3 separate regions of the Homo sapiens genome follow, and all the other regions are linked to region 3. Evidence: chromatin loops called from intact Hi-C (ENCODE). Cell type or tissue: PC-3. All regions are shown on one strand. Links, peaks and the distances in the headings refer to the core of each region. The heading gives the core; the rest is flanking DNA. Region 1 overlaps ATXN1 (ataxin 1). Region 2 overlaps ATXN1 (ataxin 1). Region 3 overlaps ATXN1 (ataxin 1).

Region 1 (10,618 bases), core at 1,488-9,487, 290 kb after region 3:
GTGTAGTGAGTTGTGTGAATGTGTTAGCAGAGCAGGGTGGCCCTGCATGTGATGGTTGGGTGTTAGCTGGAGTGAGCCAGCCTGGGTTCAAATCTCCCTCTGGCATCAGCTTGTGCTGTAATTGGGGTAAGTGCTGAAACTCTCCCTGTCTCCTTTCCTCATTTGCAAACTTGGCTTAATAATGATAGCTACCTCAAAAAGTTGTTGTGATAATTAAATGAATGTCAAGCTCTTGGAACAGTGCAAGCGCTTAAGAAATATTATGTTGGTGCAAAAGTAATTGTGATTTTGCCATTACTTTCAATGGCAAAAACCACAATTACTTTTGCACCAACCCAGTATTTGCTATTACTAGTCCTGGTCAGCTGAGCATGGTGGCTCATGTCTATAATCTCAACACTTTGGGAGGCCGAGGCAGGTGGATCGCCTGAGGTCAGGAGTTTGAGACCAGCCTGGCCAACATGGTGAAACCCCGTCGCAACTAAAAACACAAAAATGTGCTGGGCATGGTGGTGAGCGCCTGTAATCCCTACTACTCCAGAGGCTGAGGCAGGAGAATCACTTGAACCTGGGAGCCAGAGGTTGCAGTGAGCCGAGATTGCCCCATTGCACTCCAGCCTGGGTGACAAGAGCAAAACTACATCTCAGAAAAAAAAAAAAAAAGGCCTGGTCTACCAGAGACAAGAGGCCATGTCTTGTCCATGAAAGCCTTGCAACCATATTTTACAGATAGAAAAGACCCAGTCCATGAACATTAAAGTCAGTATCAGGTACATTTATCAACATAAAATCTGTTCCTTTGAATCAGCTCAATAATAAAAGAGTGCAGCTGAGCACCCCCTCCCACAGCCCCATGCCTCTAGTCACTGAAAATCTGTGAGGAATTTTTATAGAGTGTTTCAGAACAGAGCATTTCAAGACAACCCTAGAGCCCTATGGAATACATTTTCAATCATCTTTCTGCGTCTGCTTTCTTTTTTGGGTGCACACAGCAGACACTGGTGATGAGGCATGTGCCTGTGTGCACTGTTGTTTTATAGAAGCTGAATGAAAGCCTGGGAGTTGTATCTGCCTGAAAACTTCCATCCTGGCTTCTAGAGCTCAACACCTGAAACGCTGGAGGCAGTTGAGGTCACTTTGAAAACGGAACCCTTGATGTTCTGCTCAAACTTTAGAGGCATTTACAACAAATCAGGCAAATGAAAGTGTGGAAAAATCAGAAACGAGGACCACTCTGTCTTAGGGATTTTGTCATTGTATCGTGTGTGTGTTTATGAATGTGAGTGTGTGTCACATGTGAGTGCATTTAACCTTCATGCAATAAGAGAGTAGTTTTCCACTTAGAACCAGCCAACTCTCTATAAAATTTACCTCCGTGATTCTAATTTTGCTCCCTCCGCCGTGGGCAAGTTGGCAATGTCTGAATGTCTGAAGTCATTTTTGCTTGTCACGACTGGGGAGGAGCTACCAGCATCTAGTGAGTAGAAGTGAGGAATGCTGCTAAACATCCTGCAACACACAGGACAGCCCCCACCACAAAGAATCATCCAGCACAAGATGTCAACAGTGCCAAGGCTGAGAAACCCTGGTTTACCTTAACCTTAAAAGAACAATTCGAATGCTTGGGAAGGGATGTCTGCCACATCTGTACTGGAGAGAAGCATGGCCCCCAGTCAAGGACATGGAGAGTTCCATGTCTGGATCTAGACCGTGTCCATCCACAAAGATGCCTCCTGCTCTTCTCCGACATACAATCTGGTCCATGAGAATAGACTTTATTGGTGAGGGGGCGGGGCTTTAGGTGAGCGGCATTGAAGGGCTTGTTCTGAGCTTGGCCTCTGCTGGCAGATTATTTTCTGGCCACTTTAATCTCGATCCTGCCTCTACTTGGTCTTTTTTTTTTTTTCTTTCCCCCAGTTTTTGGATCTTATAGTTCCACAGGACAAGATACATCTAAGAGATGGGGGAAAAGGTTAAAGCAGCAAGGGGATGCTGGATAGAGGGGGAGGGAAACAAGAAAGGAAAAAACAAGACAGAGAGACAGAGATAGACAGAGATGTACAAATGGGGGCTGCTTGGTTAAAGTGTCCTGGAGTTTTCAGCAAGAGATTTTGCTGCCAGTGTCTCTCCATCCTTCTCTCTGCCTCTCTCTCTCTCTCTCACACACACACACATACAGACACACACACACACACACTCGGCCCCACCACCACACACAGGCCAGGTGGCTCTGCTTACATACATGGCTTGGCGCTTTTACTCCTTGGCTAAGACCATTTCACACATGAACAACACAGCCTCCTCCTAGAGATTTGTCATCCATCTGCTTGCAGAAGAGCTGTCTGTTTCCCTCTGAAAATTGGTCCAATCAACATTTTCCTTTGGCCAGGGTAGCTTACCAGCAGCTCCTCCATAAGGTCCATAATTGCAATTTCTCATTCTCATTTGCCTGGCTGGCTTCACCCTTCTGTCCTCTCTGCACCTTCCCACAAGTGCCCCACCCTCCCCACCAGCCCTCTCCTCCTTTTGTGTTAATAAGCCCTGTCAAAATGAATGACAGAATCAACTTCCTTCTCCCAAAATGGCTCATTACTCATAAATTTCAAGCAATATTGCCTTCTGTCCTCAAAAGGTTTGCAGATTTTTTTCCCCCAACTGATCCCCTTTCCAGAGTGAAATAGCGGATGAATGCCTTGCCTAGCACCCTCTCTAAGCTCTGCCTCTGTGGCAGTATTGTGGGCCAATATGCCAACGAGTCTTTCCTTGTGATCTGCTCCAGCCTGTCTTGTGCCATATGCTTGTGGCAGACAGTGGTTAATATCAGTCTGTGAGCATCTTGAGGCTAGCTTTGAAGTCTAATTCTAATGTCATCATGCTTATAGGGTGCACACTTTGTTTGTTCTGGAACAGAGGGTCATCTGCTACGGGATGTGGAACACTGACCCTGATATTGCAGCCGTGTTTGTGGTTGAGTGAGGGAGCAGGTGATGGGCATAGGAGGGAACCAAGCCCTGAGCCGTGTTTCAGGGATGCTCGGTCCCATCCCCTTTCTCCCAGATGACTTCTTATTCTTAAATTTTGAATAGTGAGTAACACAAGCAGGAGGTGGGATAGCATGAGAACTTAGGAAATCTTCCCATCTCTTTGTTACTTACAAGATAAATGTCTATACTGAAGCTTTAGGGACCCAGATTACAACTGAATTGTTTTATAAATGCGTCTGAAATCTGCTGTTTTGAAGGACAAAGTAATACCTGAAGAATGATTAAGAAGGCTTAGAGAATCCGCAGGCTCCAAGGTGTGTGAATAATACCTTTCCATGGTTCACTACCAGGTGATCTGGACCTACAGCCAGTCTTCTGTGTTTCAGTATATTATGTTGGGAGCATTCCCAGACAGTTAATGCGTAAAATGCTATTCAAATTCTCCTTTACCGAAAGGCATTTTAAAGTAATACACGTGGGTGAGGAATACAAGTGCCTGGTGGGATACTTTTGGTAAACAACGTGGCACAGTGGGATGGAGTAGGGTCTACTTTTTCCCAAATGTGAAGTTAGTAGCTACAGAGGGGTCCTGAGACAGAAAGCATTTGTAAATATTAATTTGTGCTCTGTTTCACAGAATCTGAAATCAGGCATCTGTGCACTTTAAAATATGAAAGAACTAAGAGATCTAGTGTTTGGTAGCATTTTAGAGGGAAAAAAGGCCATAGCTCAAATATTGCTCTGATTTCAGTTGGCTGAATTTATGTGTAAAGGGCATGTTAGGGAATAGTCTGCAAAGGTACCAGAAACTGCCATTCATGGAAGGCCCTGAGTGCAAAATGCAGCAGTCAGTAGTTCTGACCCATGCCATTAGATGGTTCTGGAAGGTCCTCAGAGGAGACGCAACACCAACAGTGACACTGCTTCCAGCTCAGGCAGGCTGGAGCTGTTCTGAGTCTTCCTGAAGGTTCTGAATGGTCCAGCCCTTGGACTCCCTTCAGAGAGTCATGGAGCACCCACATTTCCTTTGCACCTGAAACACTTCTTTGTTTCTGTCTTCACCCTGACTCCTCATCTATTCAGAGATCCCAGCTGATCCTCTCTTTCAAAGCCAGGCCAGTGAGCTCTTACAGAAGCTTACTTCAGCATTCCTTCCACCGTCTTCTGAGTAGCAGGGCAGACAGAGACAGCAATGGAGAATTCCAGTTGATTCCCCATAAAATGGCCACTTTGTTGTGGGGCATGAGCTGGTCTGTACTTGTTTGTGCCTGGCAGTGCACACACTAGAACCCTGGGCAACCCTGGATGTAAATCAACTAGATACTATTATTAAATAGCCGAAGGTTTGCCAGTGCAGCCTGGAGCAAAGAGAGAGGGGTAAAATCAGGCTCCCAACAGACTTCCCCATAGGAAACCTCTCCTCTGCTGTGATTTTCCAGATGAGCTGCGTAAATGGCTCCAAATCACCGAATGTTTGTGCACGCAGGCTCCATTCATGCGCATGCACACACCCGGCTTGTGTCCTTCTTCCCTCTCGTCCCTTGAACCCGTAGCTCTTGATTCTGCCTGTAGGAGCAATGATGTTGTAGCAACCATGACAAAAGAAACAAAATCAGAAGGCAGATCCAGGCCGCTCCCTGCCACCTGCCCTCTGTCTACCTTAGACAGATCACTTAGGCCCACTGGGTCTTGATAAGACATGGTCTTTTCACACCTGTTCTTCCAGTCTTATAGGATTACCTGGAGGATCATGTGATGCGAAGGATGTAAAAGTGCTCCAAGGGGTTAAAAGGACTTTATATAATAAATTCCTACAAACTGCTATAGGCACAGCCATAGCTCTGAAACTAGCATTCTCGTAAGGCTAGTCCAATCCATAAGTTTCGTTTGCTTCAAGCAGCTCAGATAGACACTCTCTGAAGATAAATGATGCATAAAAACACCATTGTTTGTGATCAGAATAATCAGGTACCACTAAATAGTCCTGCATGTGTATGCATGATACCAGCAGCCTCCAACTTGCTTCTCCAGGAGCACTGTACTTAACTTGGAAACCCCTTTATTTAATTTCTGTCCACTCACAAAGCTTCACCTTGTCTTCTCTCCTCTCTGTCCTCCCGAGGTTAATCCTTGAGAGCCTGTAATCAAGGCTAGGCCCTGCCCACCTTAAGTCACCCTCCCCTCTCTCTAGGCCTCCACCTCACTGGGGAGCGTCATTGCAGCCAGTGGCAAGAAGCTGCAAAATTCTCTCATCTGTGAAGAGAGCCCCTAAAACCCCAAATCCCGGACCAGTAGAGGAAACCATTGCTGCCCTAATATCACATGTTACAAGTCTTCGAGCCCATGGTATCTGAGATGTTAGGAGCTAGCATTCCTTGTAATTAAACCCCTGGAACATCACAAGGACCCAGTTCAGGGGGCTTGGTTGGTTGACTGATTGATGACAGCATCTCAATTATGTAGGAGATTTCTGTAAAGAGGAGTGACTGGAAGGAAAAGAAGATAACCTTCATTTATATCATGAGACCTTGCGTAGTAGAAGGCCGTGAGGATGGGAACAAAGTGAAATCATGAAAAACAGCCTGATGCAAAATGACAAAGAAGAATTTCAGGGTCGTTGAGATCACACTTGAACAATAACTGAACAGAGCCAGCACTACAGTTTTCAGACCTGATGGCTAACAAGTGAAATGTATTCAGAGAGAGGTGTGTGATTATAAAGACTCCCCCTACCCCTGGTGCTCTATTCCACTGACTGTCCCTTTATGAAAAATGAATTCTAGAGTTCCCTTTCTGAAATTTCTTACCTGAATCAGATCAGATATGACAATTCTATTTTTTAAAGCACCTTACTGAAAATAAAGTGCTTTTCAGTAGTAAACCTTTAAGATTCCTGGTTTCCCTCTGACTTGTGAAAATATGAAAGAACTGAAATTAGACCACATTGGCCCAGGTTGGGAAAACAGATGGCAGAGATAAGGCAGATCAAAGAAACATCTCTCTGTGGGTGAAGGAGTTCCTGGTTGTCATGTATCCATTTTTTGTAGCGTTTTCCCTACTTGAGGAGGCTGTTGTGAAGGGCAGGATTCTTCACTGAATCTTTATTGTAAAAGGCATAGGTGTGTCTTGGGTGGATTCCAGTTCTCAGGTTGATTTGCTTGACAACTCTTAGGAAGGAACAATTAATACTGCTGCCCCTCAACTAGCTAGGGAGATTTCACTGTGGAGGTAGAAGTCGGATTCACTGAGGCAGAATTGCCAGGGCTTGAGACCCTTCATGCCTCTCTTTTCCAAGTCTCTCTCTCCAAGAAAGGGTGAACTTTTCAAGTCAAAGAGCAGGGACGTAAATAAATGCAGTTATGGCTGTCTTAGGAGGATCCATTCACTTAAGGCAAAGGTCTTAGAAGTTACAGAAGAGGAGAGAGAATGGGAACTACTGTGGCACCAGGATGTCTGGAGAAGAGAAAGTGCGCTTACTGTGCACAGCTTCCTCTCCCTCACCTGCGCCACGGTGAACCCACCTATATCTTTCTGCTGGCAAAAACATTTGCTCAGTGTGTCGCCGGAGTACTTGAGTGTCTGATATTTCTCAAGGCAGAATCTACCTCACTGTCTCTGAAACCTCAAAATATGTGGCCCTCTCGAAGGATAACAGTTGGCAGCAACCTAAGGCTGTTCTGCTCCAACTTGGAATGAAGAGGAATATGATTTGGCCATTCTTCTTAGCACAGAGGCAAATAAAAAAAAAAACCCTTATATACTTCAAAAGATGAAGATCTTACTTCTTACTGGCTATCTTTGCACCAGGTCCTGGGATTGGCATATAATAAAAAATGCATATGCAGTGGCCATGAAATGGGCTTAAAGGTCAATCTTGGCTGCCAGTCGTGGCTAAACTGCATTGTATTCCATGTTTTTTTCCATATTGCCCCTGCAGTGTACATATACATGCACAGTCATGGCCCCTGCACACTGTGTACACACTCACGCCTGCACACATGTATGCATATCAACGCCTGCACATGTACTTGTATGCACACTCACCCACACATGTGCATTTGTGTGCACTCACTTCTGCACACCTATTTGCATGCACGCTCATCTCCCACAAATATGTATGCATGCACACTCACGCCCCCCCCACCCTCCCGTGTGAAACTCTGCACCTGCTTGTCTTTACCCTCACCCTTGAACCTGTGTATAACCTCATAAAGTAGGAAGAAGCCCAGTGTTGAACTCTACAGCCTTTTACATTCAAAATGGTTTTGAAAAATGCCCATTCAGAGGAACAGGAAAGCACCAAACCTAAAAGGTCTGAGGACCTTTCCATGCTTTCTGTCTCCTAATCTCAGAGCTGTACCAATCTGTTATTTAAAAATTAGTCATTATTTATCCAAGGCAGGAGGGGACAAATGTAACTGTTAGTTCAGTAAATGATTTCATTCTTTTTTTTTTCCTGTGTCCTTTCTACTGTTAAAGTGACGAAAATGACACCACGGTTTGATATGTGGGGTTGGTTTCAGTTTGAATAATCTCATCCTTAGCTGCATGTGAACTCATGTCTTCTCACACTCTATTAGATAAAAGCCTAAAACAGGAAGGCCAGAAACAACTGTTTTTAAAAAGCTCATGCTACCCTGGCAACTTAAGTTGGAAGAACCTAATAAATAAATACAAAGCTGCCCCTCTGTCCTAATGTACTTCTTCTGAATTCCAGCTGGGCACCTCATGGTTTCATGCCTGAATCACAAAGGCGAGTGCCAGTACCCAGCCAGAGCAGTTTTCCTACCATAAACCAGTAAATGTGTGTGTATCACATGTAAGTCAGGGTCAGATGGGGAAAATCAACTACAAAACCGCAGAGACATTATGCAAAATTGGATTACGTACATGTTTTCAGTTTTGTCTCTTAGCAGTTTAAGTCTTTAATTAAAATACACACGAGAGAGAGAGACAGAGAGAGAGAGAGAGAATCTGTAACTGTTAGATTTTATAGGCCCCGGTTATGAGATAATAGCCTTCCAAGTAATTTTTATGGGTCATTCTATCTAGTGGCAACTTAGACTATAAAGCCATCTCCCAGCTTCCCAAAAGTAATGTCTGTTTTCTCACTTTCTAATAATTACTTCAGATTTGAAAGTAAGGAGTTGTCACAGTGAATACAAATTAGAGTCAGCTTCAGGGTATTACTAAATGTGGATTGTTTTGTTCCGAGTTTTATCCATTTTAGGCAGAGTAACATGATCATTTATATACATCTGCCTCTATGCAGGCTGTGTAGACATACTCAGAACACCAGCTTCACCTCTTCAGTCTTCTAAGACAGTCTTTCTAATACTCTATATTGTCTAATAGCTAAGCTATTGTTAAATAAAAACACGCAAATGTTTGCAGTTAGGCTCCCCCCTCCATTCTCAACCTCTTAAGTGATACAGACAGTAAATGCATTTTGATGTTTATTTAGAAAGTTGGCATCCTGGGACTGTTCACAAGATAGCTAATTTGTCTGAAGGTCCCCAGAGACAGTGAAAGTCATCCCACCATCTCTCTAGCTGCCCTCATACCGGGGAAGTAAAATGCAGCATAGAACACTGCAGCTCACGTTATGGAGAACAGTGGTGCTATGGTGATTTCCTTTCTATTCAAATCATTTAGTGAGGATTTACATAATTTGCATTAACGTGTGACTTTCGATCACTTATGCTGCAGCAGAGTATTCGTTGCCTATGTTCTCTAAGGCACCAGTGTGGTGGTTCATGTGTCCTTGTATAAAAGATTACTGTCCTCCCCATCCCCAGTCTTTGTATCTGTGCACCAGAACAAAATGCCCTCGGATCATGGCCACCCAGGCCAGAGAATGAGGACCCACACTTTAAAAACCCTGTAGATGATAGGATGAGCGGTCCTCATCCGTCCCCTCCCTGAGAGTGAGGTTGGGTTGGAGTAGAAGGATGGACTCTGCCAAATGATGACAGCAGCCCTGAGAGTCCTTCTCACAGGTGGCCAGCTCTGTCCCCTCCAGCCTCACCACACATTCCCCTAGTACACAAAGGCAGACCCGGGCAGCCACTCAGCATGCACATGTAGCAGTGTCCCCTGTACACTGGTACCCTCAAGGCCTCCCTGGCACCTTTGCTTGTTACGTTGGCTGATTTCTTCAAAGGGAAATATGGGATGTGGTGCAGCCTGGCCCTCACACACTCTGAAAATAGCACTGCCCAGGGCCAGGCCTTTTCCTTTGCACACTGCCATACCCACCCTGGAAAGTACTCCATGGTTGTATCACAAGAAAACAGCCATTTGGGCATTTTAAATTACTCAAAATATTATAAAAATATTTATAAAATATATTAATGTATATATTTATAAAATACAAAGAGTATATGATTACCAGGCAAATGAGTAGACAGTGATAGAACTATCATAAGAATAGGATTGGCTATTAATTATAATAATGATTGGAATAGATAACATTTATTGAACATGTATTATGTGCCAAGCACTGTGCTAAAATATTTACATGCAGCAGTTCATCAAAAGCTCATGGGAAGCCATGTGCAGTGTCATGCACCTGTACTCCCAGCTACTTGGGTGGCTGAGGCAGGAGGATCACTTGAGCCCCAGAGTTTGAGCCTAGCCTAGGCAACATAGCAAGAACCCATCTCAAAGAAGAAAACAATACAAAAAGCTCATGACAGTTGTAAGACATATGTACCATCATTACCCTTATTCAACAGAAAAGGAAATTGGGGCTTAGGGTGGGTGGTTACCTTACTTGTACAAAGTCACACAGCTAGTAAGTGGAGGAGTTGGTTCAATGAAGGATAACCAGGGAAGCATCTGTGGGCATATCGAGGCCTGAAAATAGGAACACCTTGGCCAAATTTCAGACCATGACATCAAGCGAATGCTTGAAAGCTAAGGAACAAATAGAAATATGTTGTATCATTTATAACAAATTGTTACCATTAACACCTACAATTATTAGCGTTAGGAGTATTGCGGTGGGAATTGAACAATGAGAACACATGGACACAGGAAGGGGAACATCACACTCTGGGGACTGTTGTGGGGTGGGGGGAGGGGGGAGGGGGGAGGGACAGCATTAGGAGATATACCTAATGCTAAATGACGAGTTAATGGGTGCAGCACACCAGCATGGCACATGTATACATATGCAACTAACCTGCACATTGTGCACATGTAACCTAAAACTTAAAGTATAATAATAATAAAATAAAATAAAAAAAAGGAGTATTGCATGGTCAGACTGTTCAGATCTCATGAATGCTCCCTGCTTCTCTATTCCTTCTTTGATTTGACATGTGCCAGGCCATGTATTCCAGTGGATTTCTGTACTTTCTACTTTATTCCAAAGGCTAAGCATTCCTGAAAGCCACAGAGGGAGTTGATGTGCTTAAGGAAAGAAGTATCGCTTAATGTGGCCAAAAACCGATTCCATTTCTGTACAAATGCAAGGAGTTTTTGCCAGGAGCCAGGGATTAATAGTCTAGAGGAAGGGACTAATTGTACACAGGAACAATATTTACTTTTATAATGGGAATAGTTTGAGACAGTGCATCTTCTAGACACAAACATTCAGTAGGAAGGGTTATGCATTAATTCTTTCATTT
Region 2 (10,618 bases), core at 1,449-9,448, 78 kb after region 3:
GGCCATGAAACCACTTTCTTTGCTCCTCCATAGAGGCAACTCCTCATCTGCTGAAGTTTGATCATGAGATTGCAGCAATCAATTCAGTCACATTTTCAGGCTCCATTTCTAATTCTGGTTCTCTTGCTGTTTCCACCTCATCTGCAGTTCCTTCCTCCACCGAAGTCTTGAAACCCTCAAGTCATCCATGGGGGTTGGAATCAACTTCTTCCAAACTGATGTTCATGTTGATATTTTGACCTCTTCCCATGAATCAAATGTTCTTAATGACATCTACAATGGTGAATCCTTTCCAGGAGGTTTTCAATTTACTTTTCCCAGATCCATCAGAGGAATTACTTTCTGTGGCAATGATAGCCTTACAGAATGTATTTCTTAAATAAGAAGACTTGAAAATAAAAATTACTCCTTGATCCATGGGTTGCAGAATGGGTGTTGTGTTAGCAGGCGTGAAAACGACATGAATCTCCTTGTATATTTCCATCAGAGCTCTTAGATGAGTGACGAAGTGCATTGTCAATAAGCAGTAATATTTTGAAAGGAATCTTTTTCTGAGCAATTAAGTCTCAACAGTGGGCTTAAAGTATTTAGTAACCCAATGTGCTTTCATCCAGGCTTTGTTGTTCCATTTCTATAGCACTGGCAGAGTAGATTCAGCATAATTATTAGGGCTCTAGGATTTTTGGAATGGTAAATGAGCATTGGCTTCAACTAAAGTCACTAGCTGCATTTGCCCGTAACAAGAGAGTCAGCCTCTCCTTTGAAGCTTTGTAGTCAAGCATTGACTTCTCCTCTCTAGCTATGAAAGTCTTAAATGGCATTTTCTTCCAATAGAAGGCTGCTTTGCCTACGTTGAAAAATCTGTAGTCACCTTCATCAATGATCTTAGTTAAATTTTCTGGATAACCTGCTGCAGCTTCTACATCAGCATTTGGAGAAGATTTCTTTCCTTAAATCTCACGAACCAACTTCTGCTAGCTTCAAACTTTTCTTCTCCAAGTTCCTCACCTCTCTCAGCCTTCATAGAAGTGAAGAGAGTTAGGGCCTTGATCTGGATTAGGCTTTGGCTTAAGGGAATGTATGGCTGGTTTGCTTTTCTATTCAGACCACTCTAACTTTGTCCATATCAGCAACAAGGCTGTTTCACTTTCTTACCATTGATGAGTTCACTGGAGTAGCACTTTTAATTTTCTTCAAGAACTTTTCCTTAGCATTCACAGCTTGGCTAACCCTTCAGTCACAAGAAGCCTGGCTTTTGACATATGTCAGCTTTCAACATGCCTTCCTCGCTAAGCTTAATCATTTCTAGTTTTCTTATTTAAATTGAGAGGTATGTGACTCACTCTTCCTTTCACTTGAATGCTTAGCGGCTATTTTAGGGTTATTAATTGGCCTAATTTCAATATTCTTTTTTTTTTTTCTTTTTTGAGACAGAGTCTCGCTCTGTCACCCAGGCTTGAGTGCAGTGGCACGATCTCTGCTTACTGCAAGCTCCGCCTCCCGGGTTCACGCCATTCTCCTGCCTCAGCCTCCCGAATAGCTGAGACTACAGGCACCCGCCACTACGTCCGGCTAACTTTTTGTATTTTTAGTAGAGATTGAGTTTCACCATGTTAGCCAGGATGGTCTTGATCTCCTGAACTCGTGATCTGCCCACCTTGGCCTCCCAAAGTGCTGGGATTACAGGCGTGAGCCCCCGTGCCTGGCCAACTTCAATATTCTTGTGTCTGAGGAAACAAGGAGGCCCGAGAGGAGGGAGAGAGAACAGCCAGTCTTTGTAGCAGTCAGAACACACATGACATTTACTGATTAAGTTCATTACCTTATATGGGGTGTGTGGTTCATGGTGAACAAAACAATTATAATAGTAACGTCAAAGAGCACTGATCTCAGATCACCATAACAGATATAACAGCGCAAAAGTTTGAAATACTGTATTACCGAAATGTGGCAGAGGCTCAACATGAGCACATGCTGTTGGAGAGGTGATGCTGGTGGAGTTGCTTGACACGGGGTTGCCACAGAACTTCAATTTGAAAAAAAAATGCAGTATCTGCAAAGGACAACAAAGTGAAATGCAATAAAATGAGATGCGCCTGTTGCATCTTTCAACTGATGTGTCCTTTCTTTTCATTAAAAAAAAATAACGTTCTGTCCATCTGCCTCTGTCCAACAACAGGCAGTCACATGTGATGCCTACTGTTGGAGAATTGGTGAATCATAGGCCTCCACTTCTGGTGCTATTACTCAGAGAAGAAGTATTTCTTTCTGCATAGAAGGAAACATTGTAATTTTACTGCAGCAATGAAATTGTAGTAGAGGTGAACATAATTCTTCTATTTACATCTTTAATGAGCCACAATTAAAAGTAGTGAGTTGGCATGTCAGAGTGAATGTGTTATTTTCAGATTTCTGTTAGAACAATGGCTGCTGCTGGTTGAAGCTGCACTTCCCTGGCCCCTTGGAGCTCCAAAAGCCTTAAGAAAGAAACCCAGGGGCCGGGCGCAATGGCTCAGGCCTGTAATCCCAGCACCTTGGGAAGCTGAGGCAGGCGAATCACCTGAGGTTGGGAGTTCAAGAACCAGCCTGACCAACATGGAGAAACCCCATCTCTACTAAAAATACAAAATTAGCCGGGTGTGGTGGGGCATGCCTGTAATCCCAGCTACTTAGGCGGCTGAGGCAGGAGAATCGCTTGAACCTAGGAGGTGGAGGTTGCGGTGAGCCTGTGTCTGGAGTTGGTTCCTTCCGATAGGTTTGTGGTCTTGCTGACTTCAAGAATGGAGCCACGGACCTTCACAGTGAGTGTTACAGCTCTTAAAGATGGTAGGGACCCAAAGAGCGAGCAGTAGCAAGATTTATTGTGAGGAGCGAAAGAACAAACCTTCCACAGCGTGGAAGGGGACCCGAGCGGGTTGTCTCTGCTGGCTGGCGTGGCCAGCTTTTATTCCCTTATTTGTCCCTGCCCATGTCCTGCTGATTGGTCCATTCTACAGAGCACTGATTGGTCCATTTTACAGAGTGCTGATTGGTCCATTTTACAAACCTCAAGCTAGCTACAGAGCGCTGATTGGTGTGTTTTTACAGAGCACTCATTGGTGCATTTTACAATCCCCTTGTAAGACAGAAAAGTTCTCCAAGTCCCCACTCGACCCAAGAAGTCCAGCTGGCTTCACCTCTCAATACCACTTCTGCATTTAATTATAGCCACCGACTAGCTGCACTATGATATTAATCTGGGCTACTTGCTTAGGAACCTGCAGATGGGTTTCCATAAGCTAGACATTGCTGCCTGATAAATGACTGTGGGATACAGGTTTTCCTGATGAGGTAGTAAAGCCACATATTGGAATTCATTTAACAGCTCGACAACATAATTTGTAAACATTTCTATTTAGTCACGTGTACTCAGCAAAAATGTATACTAAAGTGTTTACCATATACTTGGCATTGAAGGGAATTATAATGAAATATGTTGATCTTGGTCATTTATAGGTGTTCCCACCACTGTGATGTGTGCATGCATTGTGGGCCAGGAGGTTTTATCTGGAAGCTAGTGACACTTCAGCGTCAAGGCGTCTCGCTCCTGCAGGCCCTTTGTAAGACCCTGTACCTAATTTTATGTTGATAATTTTGTGCAGTTTTTTTTTTTTTTTTTTTTTTTGAGGCAGCGTCTAGCTCTGTCATCCAGGCTGGATTGCAGTGTTGTGATCTTGGCTCACTGCAGCCTCAACCTCCCAGGCTCAAGTGATCCTCCCACCTGAGCCTTCTGAGTAGCTGTGAGCAGATACATATGCCACCATGCTCAGCTAATTTTTGTATTTTTTTGTAGAGATGGGGGTCTCACTATGTTGCCCAGTTTTGTCTTGAACTCCTGGGCTCAAGCGATCCTCCACTTCAGCCTCCCAAAGTTCTGGGATTACAGGCGTGAGTGACCATGGCTGGCCTTTGAGATCTTTTCTTAAAGACCCTAACACCCCATACACACTCCTCTACCCCTTGACTAGTTTTATAAACTGCAGACCTCACAGACTGGATCCACCCCTGATTATGAATATGTTTAAACTGTGCATATGTATGCATTAATTAAAACATATTTATTTCTCTTTCATACTAGTATGTGAAATTCCAAAAAATCTGCTAGCCCACAAATTAGGAAAATTAAAGGGCTATGCCTACCTCTGCCAGCTGTTTCCAAGGAAATTTATATCTTGGACATTTGGCAGATAATAATATCATGTTTGACTGATAGTGATCATGTCCTAAATTTCCCAAACTGATGAGTCACAATCGTGATTCACATATTTCTGGGAATCGCCCCCCAACAACTTGCGATTTGCCTGGCGTAGCTGTAGTATATCAGAGTTTTTTAGGTGTTTAGCAGAACTGAACTATATAGCTTCTTGTCCCATGCCAATTCAAGAAAATTAATTTAATAGCTATTTTATGAAACATTTTTTCCTAACTCGACATGGATATTTTAAGGTGATTTTCCCTGCTAAGAATTCACTTGTTATAGGTGACTCTAATTGGAGAAACAGCTGTTGACTTCTAGTGTGCTCAATTAGTTTCTTTCTTCCTTTTTCTTTTTTTATTTTATTTTATTTATTTTTTATTATACTTTAAGTTCTAGGGTACATGTGCACAATGTGCAGGTTTGTTACATATGTATACATGTATCATGTTGGTGTGCTGCACCCATTAACTCATCATTTACATTAGGTATATCTCCTAAAGCTTTCCCTCCCCCCTCCCCCCACTCCATGACAGGCCCCGGTGTGCGATGTTCCCCTTCCTGTGACCAAGTGTTCTCATTGTTCAATTCCCACCTATGAGTGAGAACATGCGGTGTTTGGTTTTTTGTCCTTGCGATAATTTGCTGAGAATGATGGTTTCCAGCTTCATCCATGTCCCAACAAAGGACATGAACTCATCCTTTTTTATGGCTACATAGTATTCCATGGTGTATATGTGCCACATTTTCTTAATCCAGTCTATCATTGATGGACATTTGGGTTGGTTCCAAGTCTTTGCTATTGTGAATAGTGCCGCAATAAACATACGTGCGCATGTGCCTTTATAGCAGCATGATTTATAATCCTTTGGGTATATCCCCAGTAATGGGATGGCTGGGTCAAATGGTATTTCTAGTTCTAGATCCTTGAGGAATCGCCACACTGTCTTCCACAATGGTTGAACTAGTTTGCAGGCCCACCAACAGTGTAAAAGTGTTCCTATTTCTCCACTTTCTTCCTTTTTCAAAGAGTTCCTTTATTATTCCCAGGCCGTCGTTAGGTGTAAAAGCTAATTTAGTTTAGATTATTTTTTAAAGTGCACCTGGCATTCAAGCTATGACATTTCCTGTTGAAACAGCACTGCTATGACCTGGGAAGAAAAGATCCCAAGAAAATATAACTGAGGAATCAAATATTTGTCTGTATAAAAGGTTTCATATTAATTCATGATACCATTTATTAGTCACTTACCTTTTATGTTAGTAGCCATAAGGAGGTGTGATGGCATAGACTATTCAGGGCGAATGACAGTTGTCATGGGCAGAAGGTGCCCATGCATCAGGCAGAGCAGGGTGACCACAAAGTGGGGAGTGGCCAAATATACTTTGTCCTACTCAAGACATGAGGGCCTGTCCCAGTGGCTTGCTTGAGAACAAAGCTCATCCTGATGACTCAGCAGCCACAGTGAAGGGCTGCCTGGGGGCTGGGGGAGAAACAAGTAGGCAGATGAGGTCCAGTTGGAAACTAAATTGCTTTGGGAGGAGGAGAGTGGTCACACAATGTAGGTTTCAGTTCCGGCTGCACTGCTAATTTTGTAACCTTGGGAAAGTTACCAACCTCTCTGGAATCTCAGTTTCCTCCCCTATGAAGAAGAAAGCAGTAGCCCAGATCATCCTTGGAGGTTCCTTCCCTTCAGCTGTGACATTTTGCATTTGAAAGAGTAAGAGAAGTCACAGGACCATGGGAAAGGAAAACAGAAATGATGTAAGGGAGGCAGGTCATGGGGAGGGTGGTCAGGAACACAGGTTGGAAGTGCCCGTGGTGTCAATTCAGGTGTTCGGTGATCTCCACGGGCGAGTGACTTTTATTGGGAGAACTGTGCACTGCCTGAGGTTAGGGTTGTGCTCTGGGGAAACCGGAACCTTGAAAACACCTTGTAGGGAGCCGCGTTTCCCTTGCACGGACTGTGCTGCCTGTGCTTCCCCAGCACAGTGGGCGTCGTCGCTTTGTGTTTGTGCTGGCTGCTGTGCGGGGTTGCCTGCCTCCCCAGCCCACACCTGCTCAGCCTTCCTCCACTCATGTTTTCAGGATGCTTTTGGATGCTTCTGGCTACAGTGGATTTTCCTTCTCCTTCTGAAGCCCTTTTGAAATTATTTCTCTGCAGATTCAGACATATTTATTTATCTGGTCAATGTCCTGCCTAAAGAATCAGATAACGACTGTGTTTTTGCCTGAACTCACACATATGAATGAGCTTTTGTAAGCGGCAGCAGCAGTGTAGGTTTAGTTGGAGCTGTCTGAGCCCTTGTCAGGTTGCTACTTAGTTGTTTAGTTAGCTCTCGTTGAACTTCTGTCACATCCTCAGTTTCTGGGCAGTGTGTAAGAAGAGCTCCTTCTCTCTAGACCAGTGGTCCCTAACCTTTTTGGCACCAGGGACTGGTTTCATGGAAGACAGTTTTTCCACAGACTAGGGTGGAGCGGGGGATGGTTTTGGGATGATTCAAATGCATTTATATTCATTGTGCACTTTATTTATATTATTATGTTGTAATATATAATGAAATAATTATGCAACTCACCATAATGTAGAATCAGTGAGATCCTTGAGCTTGTTTTCCTGCAACAAAACGGTCCCATCTAGGGGTGATGGGAGACAGTGACAGATCATCAGGCATTAGATTCTCATAAAGAGGGTGCAACCTACATCCCTCACATGTGCAGTTCACAATAGGGTTCACGCTCCTATGAGAATCTCATGCCGTTGCTGACCTGACAGGAGGCAGAGCTCAGGTGGTAATTTGAACAATGGGGAGTGGCTGTAAATACAGATGAAGCTTTGCTCATTCGCCTACTGCTCACCTCCTGTTGTGCAGGAGGTCTGTAGCCCAGGGGTTGGGAACCCCTGCTCTAGAGCTTAATAATCAACTGGTGGAGACCAGTGCAATTGTAAACAAAAGTGACAAAACGATAGTAATAATGCCAATGGTAATGAAAGCTACAGACATTTTCAGAGTGCTGTGTCTCCAAGTACTGAGCTGAGCACTCTGCACTCATGAAATATGTATCCTCCTCACACACACACACGCAAAATAAATGTTTAATGGAATATTGATCAGGAAAAAAACAACCAGTAAGCAAAGTATTAATACATGCTACAACATAGATGAACCTCAAAACATCATGTGAATTGAGAGACCACATACTTCAATTTCATTTATATGAAAGGTCCAGAATAGACAAATCCATAGAGACAGAAGTTAGTTTGGGGGTTGCAGAGGCCGGAGGTGGGAGAGGAATGCAGAGTGACTGCTAATGTACACAGGGTTTCTTTTTTGGAGAAGAAAATCTAAAATTAGATTGTGATGTTGGTTTTACAAAACAGTGACTATACTAAAAAACATTTGAGTTATACACTTGAGTTATATGTAAATTAAATCTTAATAAAGCTGTTTTTTTAAAAATAAATGTTTAATTCTCAGAAACAACCCTATGAGGTAGGGAGTATTATCCTCCTACAGATGAGAAAACCGAGGCCCAGAAAAGAGGAGAACCTGCTCAAGATTACATATAAGGCATATGTAGGATTAACTTTTTCATTACAGAGAAATCCATGGTAGTGCTTGCTAAGTAAATGCTAAATCTATTGATTGCATGGATGCCAGAACTAGATGGGGTTAGTTTAGATGGATTAAGGGAGGAAGTGGTTTAAACTGTGTTTTCTAAGAAGAAAGAGTAGTGATTGTATAAAGAAGACAAAAGGGCATTTCAAGCTGGAGATAATTGCTTGTGAGAGTTAAACATCAAGAAACCAGACATCTAATAGGTTTGTTCAACTGGAGTGAAGAATAGCCTTTCATATGACAGGTAGGTAATCAGAAGCAAGTGAATTTAGAGTTATATTGTTAGCTGTAGTGCGGGCTTGCTGTAATTAGTAGCAGGCCGACACCTTGTAACATCTCTCTGGAGTGTAAAGACATATTTCTAACAGAAATGTGTTAGTCTGCAAAGCAAATAAGGTGCAAGCGTAAATGTCCTTTTTCCTTGGACTGTCTTTACCGAATGACATGAGCTTCACACCCTTGCCTTGAGCTGTCACTATCATTGCTTCACTTTCTATTAATTAGCTCGGAGCCTTGGTTCTATAGTCAACTTGAAACTGCTCTGGACATATTTGCTCTAATCCTCCTGGACAACCTGTGAGATGTGCCTTTTCCTACACTTCTGCCTTGCCCTGGCAGCCACATGACACACTCTCGCAAGGCAGGAACCTCAGGGAGGGGAGGTGGCGGTGTCTGTTGGCAAGTACTCAGCTCCCTTTGAGGCTGCAGATAGTAGGCATTGGTTAAGAGTTTAAACTTGGGCAAGAACTGGAAGCAAATTGGGAGGACCTGGAATTGTGGGTGCTTGGGGAAAAACATTACAATGAGGACTCATATGGGTCGTGTGGTCATGTTTGTTTCAAGGGCTTTCCCTTCCAAAACTGGAAAAGAAAACTGATAAAACAAACATTGGGTGGCATTTTTTTCTAGGCTTGTCAATGGGTGACTTGTTTGCCGAATTAATTAAATAATTAATTAATTACCTTGTTTATAATCTTCCTTGTTTTGAAAAGATTTATGGCAGTGCCTTAAATCTGTAAATCTACCCAACAAGAGAATCTTATGAAGTAAACAAGTTAACAGGTGAAACATGCCTCCTTTTAAATGTTTCTTTATAACAAAATGACCATATATCAATAACAGACTGTAACAATGCGTAGCAAATGTATTTATGTTTCTCATCTATTTTCCACTTTCAAAAATGTGCTTTTCCCTTAAACTCCAAATTGTCTTAACAATTTCACATTTTCATTTCTTTCTTTTCTTTTTTTTTTTTTTGAGGCGGAGTTTTGCTCTTGTTGCCCAGGCTAGAGAGCAATGACGTGATCTTGGCTCACTGCAACCTCCACCTCCCAGGTTCAAGCGATTCTCCTGTCTCAGCCTCCCAAGTAGCTGGGATTACAGGCGCATGCCACCACACCCGGCTAATTTTTTTGTGTTATTAGTAGCGACGAGGTCTCGAACTCCAGACCTCAGGTGATCCATTCACCTCTGCCTCCTAAAGTGCTGGGACTACAGATGTGAGCCTGGCCCAATTTCACATTTTCTAGGTTCTGTAGAGGTTCATGTTTGTGGCATGGTAATTCTTGTTTTTTGCATTTTTTTTTTCTTAACCCCCCTCCTGGCTTTTGGAGCACTATAAACTTAGCACTGGTGGGGCCACATCTTGACAGCGAGACCCTTACAGCCCCCAACCCCGCATCCCAGTGGGGCTTCATGATCTGGCCCTGCTGTGCTGGTGGCATGGCCCCCTCGGGGCTTAAGTGATTCTGGGTCATTGACAAGAATCTTGCCTGTGTGAATTCAAATCAAAACTTTGGAGAGCAAAGATTCAGTGTTTTCCTTCTGCCTAACAATCTCATGGAAAGCACAGTGGTACCTAGCATTTAGCTCATGTGTTCATTTAGCAGGCTCTAAGTCATCTTGTCACATGTCATCCTCATGTCAGCTCTGTGTGGTGTTGTCGACCCACGAGCAAACGTTGCAAGGTCCCCTTTAGGGTGACAAGGCTGATTCAGGATGTGTCTCACTGCCCCAGGAAGGATGCCTCTAACATGCGGAACATGGTGCCAGTGGCTGAGGGGATTAGTTGGGGAAGAAGAGTGAATAGGGAAAGGAGGTTGTTACATGATCCACCCCTCACTGGCCAGAGAGGAAAAGGAAGGCATCTCATTAAGAGCATTAGCTGTAGCCTCTCATTTAAACCTCCTCACTACCCCATGAAGTAAGCATTATTGCTTTTGTTTTACAGGTGGTGTGAGACAAAAGTGAAGGAATGAGACTAATTAATAATAAGAATCCATGCCCCACCATAGCTACGATGCAGTGGAGCATGGATTCTAAACCAGCTCTAACATCACATGCCCTATTTTCGAGCACTAGTGGCTTATTTCTGAGCTCTTCTCTTCCTCTTTCCTGTTGATGCTTGAGTTTTAGTTATATCATGGCAAATTGAAAAATTCTTCAAAAAACATACAGAGGAAATAAAGTGGTGGGATCTGAAACAAAACTCTTATTGATTAGCCATTCTAATGAAGATTTGTGGCTGAGATGGGAGTTTTGCAATCACCTTGGGATTTCAGAACCCTGCTTTTAATAATTAGAACTAAAGAAGGGAGAGTCCTATAGAAGTGTGGGTCATAAAACCAAGGATGTGAATGAGGAGTGGCAAGACAGGTATCCTGGAGACTTTATTTCAGTGAGACTTCTGGGGCAGAGTTGGGACTGATGGGGGACAAGTCAGCTTTGGAATGATACAGAATTTTTGGCTGTGACACCTGTGTG
Region 3 (10,618 bases), core at 1,443-9,442:
CACTCCAGTCTCTGCCTCTGTTTTCACATGGCCTTCTCCTCTGTGTCTGTACCAGGTCCTCTCCTGTCTCTTAGAAGAACAGTGGTCATTGGATTTAGGACCCACCCGGGAAATCCATGACATTTATGTCAGGGGCTGGAAAAGGAAGGACAGGTGGGATGTGACCATCCGGAGAGCCTATCTCAGCTGTCATGGGTTGTCACAAAGGCCATTGTGTGGTTAATTTTTATCTTCTTATTCTTGTTTCCTCTTTAATCTTTCATTCTAAGCCCTATAGCCCTGACTGGCAGATTCGCTGTCGGGTTTTTCTAGTTGTAGATGACATGCTTTTTCTTAAAGCCATCTTCATTTATTAATCTACATTCGTTTTTAATTTTAATGCACCAATCAATAATTATTTCACTTGACAGTTTTTGACAGCATGCTGCTTGCGACATTTAGCTGTTTAGCATGAATTCAAAAGGTGATCTATCAATTTGCACAAATGAAATAAAGTTGCTCTTTCTTCCTGTGCTTTGGGGGAATGTATAAAAAAATGTATGTTTATCCTTCCCTGGAGAATTTTTGATGTAGAAATACTGAATAGTTTTCTATATAAGAAGACAGAGGACTAAAGAGCTTTAAAATTTGTTGTGCTTATTTTGCTTGTATCATAAATTCACGTGAAAGGCCAGATTTCTCTTAATTGCGTTGATATTGTGGAGATGAATCATTCAACAAATGTTTATTAAGTGCTCATTGTGTGCATGGCACTCTGCAAATGTTATGGGAAATAAAGACAGAGTCCCCGGGAAATAAAGACAGAGTCCCCAGGAAGTCTAGTAGTCAGAGAAACAAAGCCACTTCCCAAATTATGGTGGGTAGAAAAACTTAGGAAATGACAGTTTTATCATGCTACATACCTTCACTTAATGAATCCTATGTGAAAATTCCCAGTAAAAACCTATGAACAAAAGTGTGTGGTTGTCTTCATGTATACATTGTGTGCACACATCTGTGCGTACAATGCACAGCTTTGTATGAAGCTAGCTGAAAACTAAACAGCTAGGCTGAACTTAGCTGAAAACTAAACAGCAGGGGAAATGTTCTTTCTCACTAAAATCACAGTGTTAAAACTCTTGGCAGTTCAGATGGTCTCCACTGTAGCTGTTGGTTTACATTTTGATAATTTACCAAAGAGCATAATATATTTAATTCCTAGTTGGATGGTGTAACTCAACACAGCATTTCCAGCGAAACGCTTTGCAAATGGGAAGTAAGCATTTTCTTTGGAAACCAGCAGCTTCCTTACTCCCTTGGTTCTTCTGTGGGTATAAGCATGACCTATAGGTTAGAAGTTCTGGAACAGAAGGAGAAAAATGAATTATGTCACAGTTAACAGGAAAGGAGGTGCTTTGCATTCTTGCTCCGTTGCAGTTAGTTTTGTTTTCCTTCCTTGGTTTGGGGGCATTTGGCCTTGCATATCCTGGCAAGATTTAGGCAAAACAGGCACTGACCTTCTTTCTGGAATGCTCTTTCATTTTGCCCCATGCATATTATTAAGAGGCATAATTCACTGTCATATTTTTGTGGCTAAAAGTTTTCTAACTTCTATACACTGAGCCTTTGTTTTCTGCTTAATAGGGCAAAAGAGCTGGCATTTTCTGGGCATCATTGACCCTTCACTATGATTTAGATTTTTTAAAGAAACACATAAACTGTTCATTGCACCTTGTTGTGTGGCAACTCTGCCAGTCACTAATTGGTACTGTGGATATTTGGCTGTTGCTCTTATTTACTTTCCTCTGGTTTTTACATCACTTAATTAAATCTTGTGCCAGTTTCCATTCTATACATGTATAGGGAAGCAAACAGAAACTTTGTCCTGAAGCACCAGGTTCTTTGGCTTCATCATCCTAAACAGCTCTGTGAAAATCAGTTGAAAGTGAGTAGAGCCAGAAGTGGCGTGTAAGCCATGCTGTCAGCGAGGGCTGGCTGGATCTGCATACGATCGCCGCCTTCTGCCCCTGCTTTTGGAGACTAGAGATGGCTTCTGGTCTGTGTCCAGGGCTTGCCATGCTGATTCAGAGAGCTATGCCACAGATGAGCCTGAGTTGAGACCATGATGCCAGCATATCCTCAGACCCACGAGATCGTTATGCCAGAATGTTAATCCGCAGTGGAAACCATTACTAACATACTCTCAAGGCCCACATGATGAGCACATTCTCTCTCTGTGTTAAGCTGCATGGGAATGTAAATCCTAACTGGAAGCTACTTTATTGATGTGCCTTGAGAAATTGCTGCTCTCTGGCTGCAGGTATCAGCAGCAGTCACAGTGCACATGCTCTCTAAGGAAGATCCATATGGAGTCAGGTGTTTGCTTGGTGAGCAGGGAATCGGAACAAGGGAGTGGGATGAGTTGACTGTTAAGTGGCACCAAGCAAACATAGCCTGCCTCTCTGTTCATCTCAGGAGAAGGGTGGCTTTTCTAGTGGGACCAGGAACATGTCAGTCATTGCCTGCTACTCCCTACAGTCATCTCACTAGGGTGGCCTTGCCTGTGAAGACACTGTATTCTCCCCAACAACCTTGGCATTGCCTACATAGACTTTAGTGACTCTGTACTTTCCTGGCTAAGCCAGCCCTGGCGCCCTTTTGAGGACACAGTCTTTTCTTAAATTCATGACTATATTTCATCAGGTGCTGGCTGGGGCAGGGGTAGTGGTGATGGTAGTAATTATCTTTCTTCAGTTGGCTTTGTATGTCCATGTTCTCATCCACTAAATTTTGTTCTTACTATAAACCGCTAACTAGGCAATCTCTTCCCCGTTGTCAAGTTCTTGGTTGGGGAATGGTAATCTTTATTGTCCTTCTTATAAGTCCCTTTGGAATGGATAGAGGCTTTGGGATGGACATCTCGTGAACTGTATCTTCATATCAAGCTCTGTGAACTGAATGGCAACAAGGAGGCATTCATCCAGACCAGGAGTAGGCAAACTATGGTCCATGGGCCAAATCCAGCCTGTTCTTGTAAATAAAGTTTTATTAGCACATAGCTACATCCAATAATTTGTCTAATGTCTATAGCAGTTTTTGCACTACACTGGCAGAATTTGATTTGAGTCATGGTGAAAGAGACCATAGTCCAAGAAAGCCTGAAATATCTACTATCTGATCCTCATCAGAAAATGTTTGCCAACTGTAGTCTATACCTTTGCACGTCAGAGAATTGCATCAGGGAAGAACTAGAAGCCCTCCTTTTGCACCCCCACAACCCTGCCACAATTCAGTGAACAAACAGAAGATCAGAGAGGGAATGTGACTTGACCAAAGTCACACAGCTGGTTCATAGGAAAGCCAGGACCTGAGCTCAGATCTTCCAGTTCCTAGTGTATTTGTCTTCTACTTTTGGAGGACGTTGTGAGTTTTCTGGTTTACAGATGATTAACCATTACAACATACTGAAAGAAAGCTTCTTTAGTGGTCAGAGCTATTTTCCAAACTGACTTCCCCAGGCAAAATCACTAGCCAGCTTGGCATTGATACTCATTTATTAATCTTACAAACAGTACCTACCATATTTCAGGGATGGGGCTGGGGCTAAGACACTGATGAAGAAGCACAATCCCTGCCCTTGGGAAGTTTGGATGAGAAGAGTGGTCAGATAGCTAGATACAGAGATGCATGTCATTTTATCTGTAGTGTGTTACTTATCATCATAGGACTGTGATCATATGGACGAAGGATGCGTTAATTTAGCCTTGAGTGGGTGGGGGTGTTGTCAGGAATGGCTCCATAGGGTTGGAGATGTTTGAGCTCTGTCTCAAAGGAGATTGAGTTCTTCAGGTAGAGAATTGCAGCAGAAATGGCTGTGGTCCTCTAGGCTTGAGTGTGCATGGTATCCAGTAATTTGGGAATGCTTGTCTAACACAACTAGAGGTAGGGCTTAGGGGACGTGGTATGGGGTTACAGGAAATCTAGTTGGAAAAGTAAGTTGGAGCCAAACTGGGAAACTTACGGCATTTCAAATGCTAAGGAGTATGGACTTTGGCTTATATTCTAGGGGTTTTCTAATCTGTAGATTCCAAAACATATGGGAGACCACATTTCTTGTAAAAGAGGACCTGCACATTCATACCAACACAAAGCATGGTCTGTAGATTTGGTCATCAGAATCACTAACAGAAATAGGAGCTTTCTTCCAAATATATGTAGCTGGCTGATATTGTAAGTCATTAGCCAGAATTCATTCACAGCGTTACTAAGTTCATAGTATCTTTTTGACCATTGTACATCTTCTTGATCAACAGATATTAAGAGTTAAACATCTAGTGCCTGAAGTCTGCAACATTTTTGATTGAAGAAAATGTTGGGAACCACTGCCGTTGATGGCAGTAGTCATGAAATTTTTTGAATTAACACATGTTATAGGTTCCAGAGTCAGCTGCCCTAAATTTTACTAGCTTTGTGACTTTGAGCAAGTTATTTAACATACCTCAGCTGTAAGAGTCTTTATCTCTAACGTTAAAATAATAGCCTCTGTCTCTTAAGATTGTTATAAAGATATGATAATGTCTGAACGCATGTAGCATGGGGCCAGGCTGATGGGATATACTCATGTTTAAATAGAAGCTATTGTAATGATTTTTAGCGGATGTGGCATATGCAGATGTATTTTAGATTTGACCCAGTGTGGACGATGAGTTCAAAAGGGAGAGTTGTACGACCTTCCTGTTATCCAAGTGAGAAATAATGGGGCCAGGGTGGGCAGGGGATAGGTTAGGGAAGGAGAGGGGAGAGGGAGTATGGGAAGGTGTATGTCCACTTTAGGTAATGAAGTGAGAAATGAAAGAAGCCACATTCTGTTTCATGCCCAAAGCAACAGACAAGGCACAAATTAGAGTGTAGGGAAGCCAGTTTCTGTGACTTGATGGCATAGAATGGTGTGGCTTATCTGGCAAATTCCACGCCCCGTAACTCCTGGAATTGATCTGGATAAGAATTCACCTTGAGTAAATTTTAAAAATTAATTTAATAAATTAATAGCCCCCCCTTTGAAACACAGAAAAATTAGAATTACAGCATGAGTATCTTTTTTTGCTCTAAAACAGTACAGCCCAGCAGTTCAGCCTACACCCATCACAGAGCTTTCAAAGGAATGTATACAAGAAAATACATATACAATTACAAATTTTAAAAATTAAGTAACATGTATATACTGTTAAATATTTATATATTGATGCTTAGAAAAAGATGGGACAAATGTTAAGTGTCAGCTGGGAGGTTTTTACTTTCTTCTTTGCCATTTCTGTATTTTTCAAAATGAATATGTATATAATTTTAAAATGTGTTAACACTATTTCAAAAGGAAAACAATCACAAAAAGGAATAGATTGGAAAAGCTTCAGGGGACTTGCTATCCTTGTCTTTTTGGGTAGCTGTTCTACAAAGGCGGGTGGTGGTGGGTGCCTCCCAGCTGTGTCTCATTTCAGTCAGCGGATGCTCTGCTAAATCTAGTGATGGGCGGCCTACCTCCGAAAGGTGGGTGGGAGTGAGGGATGAGTGTAGCAGTAGTACATGCAAATGGGGCCAGGTTTTGGTGTGTGTGTGTGTGTGTGTGTGTGTGTGTGTGTGTGTGTGTGTGGTGTGTGGTTTTTTTTTTCTTTCTTTTTTTCTACAGTCTTACTCTGTCGCCCAGGCTGGCATGGAGTGGTGTGATCTTGGCTCACTGCAACCTCCGCCTCCTGGGTTCAAGTGATTCTCTGCCTCAACCTCCCAAGTAGCTGGGACTAGAGGTGCACACCACCACGCCTGGCTAATTTTTGTATTTTTATAAAGACGAGATTTCACATGTTGGCCAGGCTGGTCTCAAACTTCTGGCCTCATGTGATCCACCCGCTTTGGCCTCCCAAAGTACTGGGATTATAGGCATGAGTTACTACGCGCGGCCAGGGACCAGTTAAGATTTGACGATTACATTTTATTGAATGTTTGCATCAGAGGCACCTGGAAGGCTTGTTTAGACCACAGATTTCTGGGCGCCAGGCCCAGGGGTTCTGATTTAATAGTTCTAGGGTGGAGCCTGAGAATATGTATTTCTGACAAATCCCTCCGTGAAACTGATGCTGCTGGCCCCAGGACCACACTTTAAGTGAGGGGTAGTAAGCGGGTGGAGAACTGCATGGAGGATGAAAAGCATCCAGTTGGATTTTATATTTGCTCCCCCTTCTTCATATACACACACTGAAATCACTCCACTCTATGTTTTCTCAGATTCTTTCCCTGTCTGGAATATTTGGTTCTCTCTTCATGTTCAGTCAGTAGAAACAAGAAGTAACTCTTGGATTGAGCAGTTTTCACACAAGTAGCCCAAATGATATTGACACATCATTTCTACACAGCATCAGCTTGTTCACACACATACGCCCCCAGAGGCCAATGGCGTCCTTTGGCTTTGTTCTCCTTTTTAAAAATTCAGTGAGTAAGCTAATTTTATAGGAATGTCTCAGAAAGCTATTCCTGTAAACCCAGCGTTTGTAAATTGAAATAGAGGAAGCGGTGCTGATTACCGCAATTGTATTGAAACTTATTCATGGAGCGGTCCCTCTAGATTCAGATAGTTTGGACAGAAACCCTCCAACTCTTCCCTTACCACTCCATTGTTTGGTAAAGTTTAATGTGCTCACATGGCATCTACTTTTTCAGCCAGGGTTAATACTCCTAGCGATTCTTTCACTGGAAGGGATGACTCAGAGAGGAAGAGTTGGCATTAATTGCTTCATCAACTATGCTTATTATGAGTCATCTCTTGCTTGTCTTAGTAATTCAGCTGGAAAAAGGAGAAATGTTATCTCTGGTTCCTGAGGCCAGCTTGGGCTTCAGTGAACTAGGATACTCCCTCGTAGCCATTTGTGAGTTTCATTCAGTTACTAAGGGAATGAACAGATTGTGAATCTCATTATCCTAGCAGGTACATATAAATCTATAAATGGCGAATGGCAGTTACTTCCTGATGTTTATCAGTGATGAGATGCCACAGGCAGGACGTTAGCCCTAGAAAGGCACTGTTTTGAAGGTGGCTGATTAAGGGGCAAAAGAAAAAAAAAAAAAGCAAAAACGGAGGGATATGTTCAGGTCCCTGCCTTTACTCAGTTCCCTCCCCTAGCTTCCAATTTGATTAACAGAGGTGTCGAGGGAGGAAGAGAACAATTTCCAAATAAAACTGCCTTTGGTTCTTTTTTTGAGTGTAATGTGGTAACTGGATTATTTGGAAACACGAATTTAGGTCTCTTACTTTCTACTTCTTGCGTTCAGTTCACTCGTGTCTTCCTGTTTGGTGTATACCTTCCCCTTCTGACTCAGTCTTCTCTATTTCTCTTCTCACTGTAGCAGACCACCGTTCTTCCCCTGCCTTAGGCGTTTCTCACTTGCTGTCTGCCTTGCGTGGCTGTTTTCACTCAAGCATGTTCACTGTTCCTTTGTACGGAATAGGGGTTATCCCCACAGACCCTCCAGGTAGAAAGTACATCTTTCTTTTCACTAATAAATTAGTTTATTATTAATAGTGAAAAGAAAGTACATCTTTCTTTTCACTAATAAATTAGTTTCTATTTAGGGAGAACATACAGTGAAATCAACACATCTTAAGCGTACAGCGCAATGAGTTTTGATGAATGCATACATCCACATAATCAGCATCCTAATCAAGATATGGGACATTTCCATCACCCCAGAGCCCCTCTGCCCCCTTCCTGTCAACTTTCCACCTCCCCGTCATCAACCACTGCTTTGATTTCTGTCACTGTAATTGAATTTTGTTTGTTCTTGAGCTTCATACAAATGGAATCAGTCAGTACTTTTTCGTATCTGCTTTCTTTTGTTCAGCATATCATTTTTGAGATCATCTGTATTGTTGCAGGTAGCAACAGTTAATTTAAAAAATGCTAGCCAGAGGCCAAGGCAGGCATATTGCTTGAGTCTAGAAGTTCGAGATCAGCCTGGGCAACATGGTGAAACCCTGTCTCTATTAAAAATACAAAAACTAGGCGGCAGCAGTGGCACGCACCTGTAATCCCAGATACTCAGGAGGCTGAGGTGGGAGGATCACTTGAGCCTGGGAGGGGTCAAGCCTGCAGTGAGTCATGATGGTGCCACTGCACTTCCAGCCTGGGCAACAGAATGATGTGTCGCAAAACAAACAATCTATATCTATATAGATATAGATGGTTTTTTTTTTTATTTTGTGAACTTACATATATGTGTGTATATATATATGTGTATATATATGTGTATATATATGAGTTCTTTATATAGTCTGGATTTAAGTCATTTATCAGAAATATGAATTTTTTCTCAGTGTTTGGCTTACCTTTTTCATTTTTTAAACTGTGTTTGATGAGCCCCTTTAAATTTTAATGAAGTCTAATTTATCATTTTTTAAGATATATGCTTTTTGTGTCTTTATAACATTTTTGCTTACCCTGTGGTTGCTAAGATGTTATCCTCCTGTTTTCTCCTGGAAGATTTCTAGTTTAGCCTTAACATTTAAGTATATGAGCCATTTCAAATTAAGATATGAGGTGTAGGGGTCAAGATTCAGTTTTTATTAAAATGTATGAAACAACAATTATTGAAGTGATTTTTTTTCCTTATGAAATTGCCATCACACCTTTGTCAAAAATCATTTGGTTTTATATGTGTTTTAAGACTCTCTGTTCCACTGATCTGCAGTCTGTACTTAGGTCAATACTATATTGTCTTGATTAAAATACTGTCATGGGCTGGGCTCTATGGCTCTTGCCTGTAATCCCAGCACCTTGGGAGGCTGAGGTGGGAGGATCGCTTGGGCCCAGGAGTTTGAGGCTACAGTGACTGCAGCATTGCATTCCATCCTGGGCAGCAGAGTGAGACCGTGTCTCTATTAAAAATAATAATAATAGGCTGGGTGTGGTGGCTCATGCCTGTAATCCCAGTACTTTGGGAGGCCGAGGCAGAAAGATTGCTTGAGCTCAGGAGTTTGAGACCAGCCTGGGCAGCATAGCAAAACCCCATCTCTACTAAAAATACAAAAATCAGCTGGGTGAGGTGGCATGTGCCTGTAGTCCCATCTACTGGTGAGGCTGAGGTGGGAGGATCGCTTGAGCCCAGGAGGTTGAGGCTACAGTGAGCTGTGATCATGCCACTGCACTCCGGCCTGGGTGACTGAGCTGGACCCTGTCTCAAAAATAATAACAATAAAATTCAAAAATAATGAATAAATGTTAAAATTAAAAACTAAATAGCTTTATGGTAAATCTTGAAAACAGATAGCGTGAGTCCTCTCTGTCTTGTTTTTTCCCTCAAGATTATTTTGGTGGTGTTCTATCTCCTTCAGAGTTCCATATAAATCCCCCTACCCCCCAAAAAAGCCTGTTAGAAGTTAGTTCAGATTGCACTGAATCATAAGAGAGAAATTTAAGGAAAATTCACCTTAACAATATTGAAACTTCAATTCAAAAACACGGTATATCTTTCTCTGCCTTTTTAATGAATTTCTGCCAGGAATGTTTCCCTGTTTTTCCTGCAGAGACATTGCATATCTTTGGTAAAATTTAATTGTACTTTATGCTTTTCGATATAATACATGTAATTTTTAAATCATCCTTTTCAAATTATTTATATAACCAGGACTTTTTTTCTGATCGTACAGGGAAAGTATTAACTATTTCACCACTATTTCATCATGATGTTAGCTGTAGGTTTTTCATTTGCCTTTTATTGGATTGACGAAGTTTCCTTCTATTCTCTTTTTTCTAAGAATTTGTGTTTGTTTGTTTTTATCGGGAATGTGTGTTGAATTTTGTGCAGTTCATTTTTGCCTCTGTTGAGATGTCATATGGTTTTCCGCTTTATGTGGTGAATTATATTGATTGGTTTTAAGTGTTAAACCAAACTTGAGTTCCTGGGATAAGAACCAGTTATAATTATGTGTTATTTTGACCTATTGCTGGATATTTTGGCTAACATTTTATTAAGTATTTTTGCGACTATGTTTATTAAGAACATTGGTCTGTAATTTTGTTTCTTTATATAATATTTACTAGGGTTTAGTGTTAGTGTTAGTAATACTGATTATATAAAATGTATTCGTGGAGTCCTCCTGTTTTTTACTATTTTCTGAAAGAATTTATGTAAGATTTTCTTTCCTCTTAAAATTGATGAAATTCCACAGTGAAATCTTTGGGCTTGGAGTTCTCTTTGTGTGAAGGTTCTAAGTTTTTAAAATTTAATTTAAAAACATTATAAAGTAAAATATTCCCTTTTTTGATGTACAATTCTATGCATTTTAACATGTGTAGAGTTGCATAACTACCACCACAATCAGGATACAGAACAGTTGTATCATCATTGTGCCAAGGATTTTGATACTGAATTCAATTTCTTAACATATAGCCAACTCTTCAGATTTTCTGTTTATTCTTGCTATTGGTAAGTTATGCTTTCTATTTTTCAAGAAGTTTTTTATTTCATCCAAGTTGTGAGATTTATTGACATAAAGTTTTTAGTAATACTTTCTTCTTATCTATTTAGTGTCTGTAGGATTTATAGTGATATCCCCTTTTCCATTTTTAATGATGTTTTCATTTACTTATTTTTG

Evidence for each region. Peaks named below come from ENCODE experiments on the same cell type or tissue, not always from the same donor. Only the 100,000 strongest peaks of a DNase experiment are listed, where the experiment ranks them.
Region 1: a loop joins it to region 3, with 4 times the contacts of the local background. A loop is called at or near these places in 2 of 110 quality-filtered maps.
Region 2: it touches region 3 in a loop (3-fold over the local background); 3 of 110 quality-filtered maps call a loop at or near these places.

Annotation. Positions count from the first base shown.
Region 1 is chr6:16,418,164-16,428,781 of GRCh38, reverse strand. All of the region lies in intron 6 of ATXN1 (ataxin 1), which reads left to right. Among named protein-coding and RNA genes, the nearest start is that of GMPR, 180 kb to the right of the region's middle. RefSeq lists an enhancer at 7,529-7,578. In PC-3, for the core only: no CTCF peak of the experiment used is centred there; no DNase peak of the experiment used is centred there; H3K4me3 peaks cover 646 bases; H3K27ac peaks cover 928 bases.
Region 2 is chr6:16,631,492-16,642,109 of GRCh38, reverse strand. The region is part of intron 3 of ATXN1 (ataxin 1); the gene reads left to right. Among named protein-coding and RNA genes, the nearest start is that of ATXN1-AS1, 120 kb to the left of the region's middle. RefSeq lists an enhancer at 5,733-5,902. In PC-3, for the core only: no CTCF peak of the experiment used is centred there; DNase peaks (open chromatin) are centred at 2,229 and 5,649; H3K4me3 peaks cover 1,039 bases; H3K27ac peaks cover 3,690 bases.
Region 3 is chr6:16,709,190-16,719,807 of GRCh38, reverse strand. The region is part of intron 2 of ATXN1 (ataxin 1); the gene reads left to right. Among named protein-coding and RNA genes, the nearest start is that of ATXN1-AS1, 47 kb to the left of the region's middle. In PC-3, for the core only: CTCF peaks have their summits at 6,428 and 7,989; DNase peaks (open chromatin) are centred at 6,007, 6,597, 6,717 and 8,097; H3K4me3 peaks cover 1,966 bases; H3K27ac peaks cover 3,432 bases.